Linked DNA regions of Homo sapiens: region 2 is linked to region 1. A link is an interaction called in ENCODE POLR2A ChIA-PET data of the cell type or tissue named here. Cell type or tissue: HepG2. All regions are shown on one strand. Links, peaks and the distances in the headings refer to the core of each region. The heading gives the core; the rest is flanking DNA.

What was found. Peaks named below come from ENCODE experiments on the same cell type or tissue, not always from the same donor. Only the 100,000 strongest peaks of a DNase experiment are listed, where the experiment ranks them.
Region 2: POLR2A ChIA-PET joins it to region 1 with 5 read pairs; 2 of 35 experiments call an interaction of 5 or more read pairs at or near these places.

Annotation. Positions count from the first base shown.
Region 1 is chr9:101,369,072-101,373,471 of GRCh38, reverse strand. BAAT (bile acid-CoA:amino acid N-acyltransferase) reads left to right here. Exons shown (of 4, transcript NM_001701.4): 2 at 2,009-2,533. The coding sequence starts at 2,068. It also overlaps the pseudogene FYTTD1P1. Among named protein-coding and RNA genes, the nearest start is that of BAAT, 14 kb to the left of the region's middle. In HepG2, for the core only: no CTCF peak of the experiment used is centred there; no DNase peak of the experiment used is centred there.
Region 2 is chr9:101,420,004-101,424,403 of GRCh38, reverse strand. It overlaps ALDOB (aldolase, fructose-bisphosphate B), which reads left to right. Exons shown (of 9, transcript NM_000035.4): 9 at 2,500-3,844. The coding sequence ends at 2,595. Among named protein-coding and RNA genes, the nearest start is that of ALDOB, 14 kb to the left of the region's middle. In HepG2, for the core only: no CTCF peak of the experiment used is centred there; a DNase peak (open chromatin) is centred at 2,503.

The DNA of each region.
Region 1 (4,400 bases), core at 304-4,303:
AGTAAAAATTTCATGCTTATATCAAAGAATTAAATCTGATCCTTTAATATCTGATATTTTGCCAGTACTTCTAGTGATAAGGGATTTTTGGAAGTCAGTCACAGAATTTAAAAATAAATTCTAGTCTTTCCTCAGCTATTTGATACTCATCCCTGTTCCTGCAAAAGACATGATCACATTATTTTTTATGGCTATGGGGACAAATAGGCCAAGTACTCATTGCCAAGCATTTTTGTAAGTATGCATGCTTATATTTGGTCCAGAAACAATGCATTCTAGATTGGTTTAGAATTACTGGTAGCTTATTTTACAGCAAGGAAAAGCAGCTGAGCAAGAATTTGCTGTCTTTAGAACAGTTTGTGAAATATGATATAAGGGTGTTTTCATTTCCTATTCCCTATTCTCTCTCTACTCTGCTCCTCTGACCCCATTCATTGAAAGGCAGCTGCCTTATTTTACATGAAGGTGTGCAATGCCTCAGATTTCTTTCAGCTTGCACCCCTGATCTCGGTCTGAGCACATGGTGAAGCTCTACGGAAAGTTGGCAGATAGAGAAAGACTTACTCTGTGGCTACAGTTTCTTGGAATTCTAGTTTATCAAACCAATCCACACATATCCATTAAAAGTACATTAAATTTTCTGTTGATTTCTCCTTATTTTTTTCTGTTGGGTTTATTTTTTGCTGCTTTATCATAATTGTAAATCAGCATGTAGGAGAGAAAACTTTCTGTTTCCTATGGAGCAGCTTGTCACTTGCTGGAGTTCAATTCATGTAGATTCTTTGCATTCTCAGTAATCTAATGAGTTACAAACAAAACAAAAATAAAGACCAAAAAAAAAAAAAAAACCAACAACCCCAAAACTAATTTTGTAGTTTATGCAGATAGTTGTGTTTGTTAGAGAGAGAACAGTGGTAACTCTTGTGGCTTTCTTCACACTAATCAAAAGGAGATGGGCATTTCTTAATTTTTAAAAGGTTACAAAAAGCTCAGCAAGACTTTTATGTACCTGAATGGCCTGTCAGCTTCTAGTTTTGCTTTCCTTTGGGTAAATCCTAAGTACAAAGCTATGGATGTTTTTTCTCTAAAGAGCAATACACACACCACCCCTTTTGTTCTTTCCAAAGATTTTATTCTCATTCTTTTGAGAAGATCCTTCTGGGTTTTTTTTTTTTTTAACTTTCATTTTAGGATCGGGGGTATATGTGCAGGATTGTTACATAGGTATATTGTGTGATGATGCTGAGGTGAACCTGTCACCCTGATATTAAGTACCCAATAGGTAGTTTTTCAGCCCTTGCCCCCATCCCTCTCTCTGTCCTCTTGCAGTCCCCAGTGTCTTCTGTTCCCAATGTCCGTGTGTACCCAATGTTTAGCTCCCACTTATAATTGAGAACATGAGGTATTTGGTTATCTGTTTCTTCATTAGTTCACTTAGGGAAATGGCCTTTAGCTGCATCCATGTTGCTGCAAAGGACATGGTTTCATTTTTTCATGGCTGTATAGTATTCCTATTCCATGATCCCTCTATTTTTTTATGTTCTGTTGCAGGTAAACTCTTGGATGCAAGGCATTCTGTTTCCAGGACTTGAGGAAGGGATTAGCGTGAAGTCAAATGTCTCATATATATATAAACGTTCAATAAATAACCATATTTTCAAACCCACATCTTATTTTTATCCTCCATTGTACCTGATTTCTTTTAAAGGTTCTGTATAACAGATTGTGTTATCTTCCTAGATGTATTGATACCATTCATGCATATTTTGGCTGCTGCTTCTTTAACAGTGGTTCATTATTGTTATAAAATTTGTCAGCTTGCTTACTGTCTTCTGGAAATTCATTGAAAGCTCTCAGGTGTCTTGTACTAGAAGACTATATCAGGAAGTTTCTAAAGAACTAGAGGGTTAGAACTGACTCCTAAGTGGTCTGACTGCTGATTCAATTCACCTTTCATCAACCCTTATCTCTACTTTATTTTACTGCTCCTCTTTCTTTCTTTTTTGAGGTTTTGAGGTTTTGCTGAAGATATTCCTGAAGAATCATCCCAGGTGCCACACTAAAAAAATGATCCAGTTGACAGCTACCCCTGTGAGTGCACTTGTTGATGAGCCAGTGCATATCCGAGCTACAGGCCTGATTCCCTTTCAGATGGTGAGTTTTCAGGCATCACTGGAAGATGAAAACGGAGACATGTTTTATTCTCAAGCCCACTATAGGGCCAATGAATTCGGTGAGGTGGACCTGAATCATGCTTCTTCACTTGGAGGGGATTATATGGGAGTCCACCCCATGGGTCTCTTCTGGTCTCTGAAACCTGAAAAGCTATTAACAAGACTGTTGAAAAGAGATGTGATGAATAGGCCTTTCCAGGTCCAAGTAAAACTTTATGACTTAGAGTTAATAGTGAACAATAAAGTTGCCAGTGCTCCAAAGGCCAGCCTGACTTTGGAGAGGTGGTATGTGGCACCTGGTGTCACACGAATTAAGGTTCGAGAAGGCCGCCTTCGAGGAGCTCTCTTTCTCCCTCCAGGTGAGTAGAATTACTCTGCTTATTGTTATTCTTGTTTTTCCACTTTAAATACATTATCCGTCTAGAAATTTAGCTTGAATAGCTTGTAGAATTACTCTGGTTATTGTTATTATTGTTTTTCCACCTTAAATGCATTATCCCTCCAGAAATTTAACTTGAATATGGATAATACCTAGAGCACTGCTTCCTGCCTTACAATCAATGTTAACCTTGGGTCTGAACAAGAATGTGGTAATATTCTACTCCAGCTCAAGTTTCATCTCAACAATTCTGAAGCTTGTCTAAGAATGTGACTACATATAGTTTATGTAGTCCCTACATTATGGGCTTTACATAGCTTTGGATTTATGCTAAATTTTTCTGCACTGAAGCCAAGATGGGAGGATTAATAGAGGCCAACAGTTCAAGACCAGCCTGGGCAACATAGCCAAACTCTTTCTCTATAAATACTAAAAAATTAGCTGGGTGTGGTAGCAGGCACCTGTAGTCCCAGCTACTCAGCAGGGGCTGAGGAGGAAAGATCTCTTGAGCCTCGGAGATTGAGGCTGCAGTGAGCCATGTTCCTGATACTGCACTCCAGCCTGGGTGACAAAGCAAAAAAAAAAAAAAAAAAAAAAAGGATAATGCATGCAAAATGCTTATCATAGAACCTGGCAATACTAAGCACTCAAAGATGAACAAATGTTAGACAAAACTTTCTATGATCTGACTTCTGCATACTTCTTCAGCCTTATCTTATAGCTCTAATCTTATAGCTATATGAAGACCCTCATCTTGATGTGATGGAAACCATATCCCAGATCCTTGTACAGGCTCTGTCAGGTTGAGTTTCAGTTTAGGCATGGGTTATTACCTTGTTGCCACAACAAGCTGGAGATAAGATGGACTGAAAGATTGCAGCAAATATAGAGGATGCAAGAAACTTTGTAACCTCTAGCTTCATAAATATTACATATTTATAGACTATTCCATGAATCTAATAATATAGCATGCTTCCTAATGGCTATAAAACTTATCAGAACGCTCATAGTTTCCCACAGAAATCTCCAAATACCAATAAATAAGTGGTTTAAACATGTTTTGGTACATTTCTCAGAGTTTATTGTGGGGCCAAATAAAGCAAAGTTAATTTCTCAGAAGAAAAAAAAGCAATAAAAGCTTTCCTTTCCAAATTCACCATAACCCATGTACTTGTTCGGATAAATTTGAGTTTTTAAAATACCCAGTAAATAGCATATAGACCACTTTATTATGTATAGGGACCAAGAATTAAATGGCACAAATTGCTGTGCCTCTATTATCCCACCCCAGTTAAAAATCTGCTTATTGGTACAGGCCTTCCATCTTGGGATGATGTGCTGGTTTAGGGTGTGCTGTTTGTGAATCCTCTTGAACACTGCATGTGCTGGGTCTCCCGCTTCAAGTGTGTTTTCTATCGGGGGAACAAAAGAGAGCTGAGTTGTGTGAGGTTATAAGGAGGTTGAGTCAGATCACAAATATTTCATGACTGTAACATTCTTCCAAGATAAAAGACTCAGTACTTTTAAGTGTTCCCCCATTCTTGTCAATCAGATGGTAAAAACATCCTTATTCATTTATGCAAATGATAATTTAAAACTAAGATATATTCAACTTCACTTTATTTATTATTTATTCATTGTACTTAATTATAGTAATTTTTAAAAATTCCCAATACTCCTTTAAATCAAGCCACTTCTTTCAAATATGGATGGGATCACTCTGTCTTAGTTAAAACCACTTATAAAAGAATAGAATATCCCTAATAAGTGCATCGTAAGTTTCTTTCAGTGTGTGGGCTCTGCTTTATTTTGGAAAAAAGCTGCCTATACAGAGTGACTGTAGAATG
Region 2 (4,400 bases), core at 82-4,081, 51 kb before region 1:
TCTGTCACCCAGGCTGGAGTACAGTGGCACAATCTCGGCTCACTGCAACCTCCACCTCCTGGATTCAAGCAATTCTTCTGCCTCAGCCTCCCAAGTAGCTGGGACTAGAGGCATGCGCCACCATACCTGGCTAATTTCTGTATATTTTAGTAAAGATGGGGTTTCACCATGTTGGCCAGGCTAGTCTCAAACTCCTGACCTCAGGTGATCTGCCCACCTCAACCTCCCAAAGTGCTGAGATTACAGACATGAGCCACCACACCCAGCCGGGTAAACAATTTCAAAGGGCCAATAATAACATGCTATAGAGAGATTCAAAAGAAAGGCCAAGAAAAGACCCTGAGATTGGCATTTAGGAGCATACCAGTGACCCTCACTGAAACAGTTTCAATAAAGAGGAAAGGAAAGGTGCCCACTCAAGAAGTTTTTCAGAAAAAGACCCAGAAAGGTTGCCAGGAGAAATGAGGACCAACAAAGTTTTTATTCAAATAATAACCAAAATTTTTAAAATACGCTTTATGAGCCAAGAACTGGGGTGAACAAATGAGACATAGCCATGTCCTCCAGGAAGCTTGGAGTTTAGCCAAATAGGAGAGAGCTTGGCATGTTTAAATGTAAAGAAAGAGGAGCCAGAGGAGACAGTAAAGATGAGGAGAGTGGGGATAATTGAGTGGAGAAGAACTTAGAGGAGCAGGACTGCATGAGACTCAATATTAAGCATAGGTGGCACAGCTGGTGTAAGACAAAAAGGAGGGAAGAGGCAGAAAAGAGAATACAGTTGGAATCAGCTCTATATAAGTCAAGAGATGTAGCAGTTGATGACTGATTACAGTTGAGGGTATCTGCTGAGAATGATGAAGAAATGGAAATTTCAATACTGACAGTCGGAAAGCGTAGAAAAGCAGTTAAAGGAACTTGCTAGGAAATTGATCGGACGTTATGGCCAGACATAGCCAAGCATCAGGTAATGTGCAGCTGAAATAAGAGTGAGTGTGTGGTAGCTTCATTCCTGAGTTTTCCTAACAGCAGTCTAAAGCATGCAGGAAGATTCAGAACGCAAAATAGCGGGGTAGAAGAGTGAAAGTTTAATAGGAAGGTAGAAGAGTGACAAATTTTACCGATAGCCTCTGTTAGCTTGCTGACCATAGAGGAAGCTAGGCAAGGAATCAAGAGTAGTCAGAAGTGTGGTGATGAGGCCCTAAAGGGAAGGAAGGCCCCAGGGAAGCTAAATCATCATCTCACAGGCATAAGAGAGGTATCAGATTTTCAAAGTAGTGCTTTACCTTGACTGTGGAAAGCAGGGTGCAGCAGTGCTGCTGTGTGGCTGATGGACTGAGGAGACCTAGCTTACATGATGGAGGGATTGTGAAAGCGCAGGTCATCAGGGACATCCACACAGAAGAAGGGAAGCTGAGTTTATCATCAAGGATGGTGCTTCCCAAGCTCCAGTGTGGATCTGAATCACCTGAAGGTGATTTTGGTTTTGTTGTCATGATCTTTTATATTTACACACAATAATTGTATAGATCTGTGGGGTATCTGTGATTTTTTATATATGCATATAATGTATAATGATCAAATCAGGATAATTAGGGTATTCACTCCAAATATTTATTATTTCTTTGGGTTTGGAACATTCCAAATCTTCTCTTCCAGCTATTTTAAAATATGTAATAAATCATTGTTAACTATAGTCATCTTACTGTTGTATCAAACACTAGAACTTATTCCTTCTGCCTAACTGTATTTTTGTACCCATTACCAACCTCTTTTCATTTCCCCTACCCCCACTTGAAGCGCTTGTTAAAAATGCAGATTATGGGTCTCACCCACTGAGTTTCTAATTCAGTAGGTCAGGGGTAAGGCCAGGGAATTTCTATTTTTAACATGTTCCTAAGGGATGCTGGTAGACCATGAAACACAGTTGGAGAACCATTGATGTAAAATGTAGAAATAAGTCCTGGAGAGAACAGACAATAGCAACACTGACTGGAAGAAGTGGTACCACTGAGTGACATTCAAATATTGTCGTAAGTTTCATAATTCTGAATTTATCTTTAACTGGAATGTATACAGGAAAGCAAATGATACTACAATAACTAAATAAAAATTACATATTCTTCTAGACCAATATAGGTAGAAAATGGAAATGTTTTTAAAATAAACATGTTTTTCTTTTGGTATAGTGTACTATACTAGTGAGAAATTTTTCAACTTTAGTTTCTAGTACTGTTGCTGCAATATTGTTGGTACTGAACAGAGATTTCCCCAGTAACTGACACAAACCTCAAGCTTACCAAAGAAATGCTCAGAAAACTGGGATAAAAAGGGGAGATACTTTATAGAAGGGGATGGTATCCCCAGCAATATTCAGCAACATTGCTGTAAAAAGAAGAAAATCTGAGTGAAGGTTTGACTGGTTTCCCATGAGAGGCAGACAGGGTCAAGGTGGGGTCACATTTACTCTAACCAGTCTCCTCTCTCATATTTGTCTTCTAGGCTAACTGCCAGGCGGCCAAAGGACAGTATGTTCACACGGGTTCTTCTGGGGCTGCTTCCACCCAGTCGCTCTTCACAGCCTGCTATACCTACTAGGGTCCAATGCCCGCCAGCCTAGCTCCAGTGCTTCTAGTAGGAGGGCTGAAAGGGAGCAACTTTTCCTCCAATCCTGGAAATTCGACACAATTAGATTTGAACTGCTGGAAATACAACACATGTTAAATCTTAAGTACAAGGGGGAAAAAATAAATCAGTTATTGAAACATAAAAATGAATACCAAGGACCTGATCAAATTTCACACAGCAGTTTCCTTGCAACACTTTCAGCTCCCCATGCTCCAGAATACCCACCCAAGAAAATAATAGGCTTTAAAACAATATCGGCTCCTCATCCAAAGAACAACTGCTGATTGAAACACCTCATTAGCTGAGTGTAGAGAAGTGCATCTTATGAAACAGTCTTAGCAGTGGTAGGTTGGGAAGGAGATAGCTGCAACCAAAAAAGAAATAAATATTCTATAAACCTTCAGCTGCTATCGGGTTTCACTTTTCTGCTCTTGCTGTCCAAAGACTCAGTGTATTTCATTACTTTTGACTCTACTAGACATGACTGGGTTTCAACAGTAAAGGTCTTCAACTCTTGCTAGTCATTGGAATCAAGCCGCAAAATTTTAAAAACTGAGATGCTCAGGCCACACCCCAGCTCAATTAAATCAGAAACCCTAGACTTGGGATCCTCTAACTATTAGATTTCTTAAAGCTCCCTCAGTAATTCCAATGTACAGTCAAGTTTGAGAACTACCAATCTAAATTTCAAGTTTGAGGGTATTTGAAAATTAAAGCCATTCACAATACGAAGCCAGCTAAAAATGTAGAATGATTTTGAGCAACTTGTGGAGTATAATAAGAGAATTAATGTGACTTCAATGCTTGGAGCATTCTTGTTCAAGTGGCCCAGGTTTGGTGAAACAGGACTACCTTGTCATCTGCACGTCCAGGCATATTTCGTAGTTTTGCAGTAAATAATATTCACATAATGATACTGTATTGACTTTCAATTTTCAGAATTAACCTATAGTTACAGCACTTAAGACAACCAGAGTTATAAAAGAGAATTTAAATATTATAACTTTGGACAATATAAAAGTGATGATTTAACTGACAGAAGCTAGGAAATATAAGGGGGAGGAGAAGTGGAAGAAAGCAAAGAGAGTCAGGAATACTACTTAAAACTGATGGGTTAAGAAATAGTGCTTTAATTCTATTTAAGTAATAAAAGAAATGGATGTAAATCATAAAAATATATATCTAAAATTAAAATATTGATGGTAGTATGCTAAATTTCTTACCTTGAATAATACAAAGACAAATGGTATTGTGTAGATTAACAAATGAAGAAACAGAGACTTAACATATTATTTAGAGGAATAAGACAGAATTAGCCAAAGGGGCTTACTCTAAGACCTGGGAGAAAGACCTGGGAGTCAGGGCACAGGAAAGATGACATTTCCTTATTACCTGCCCTCTACAGTATTTGAATATTTATTTCCATGTACTTGTCATTACTTTTCTAAAAACAACTACAGACAGTCATACAAGCAACTCAAGCCTATATGAGAGATCTATTAAGCCCACGGTTTTCATTTTACAGGTGATAAAACCAAGTCCAGAGAAGTAAAATTACTTACTGAGGATCCCACATTTATAGCAGAGCTGAGAGATTAAAATTCAGGTCTTCTGAACTCAAGTCTCTTGCTCAAAAAGTGGATACACAGCCAGAGATCTTACAGGGCAAGGTGACAGGCTGTGTTCAATATCTCTGCCACCCGTGGTGTAGTCTTGTACATTTCTCCTTGTACATTTCAGTCAATCATCAAGCACTTCATCTCCTACTATGTGCC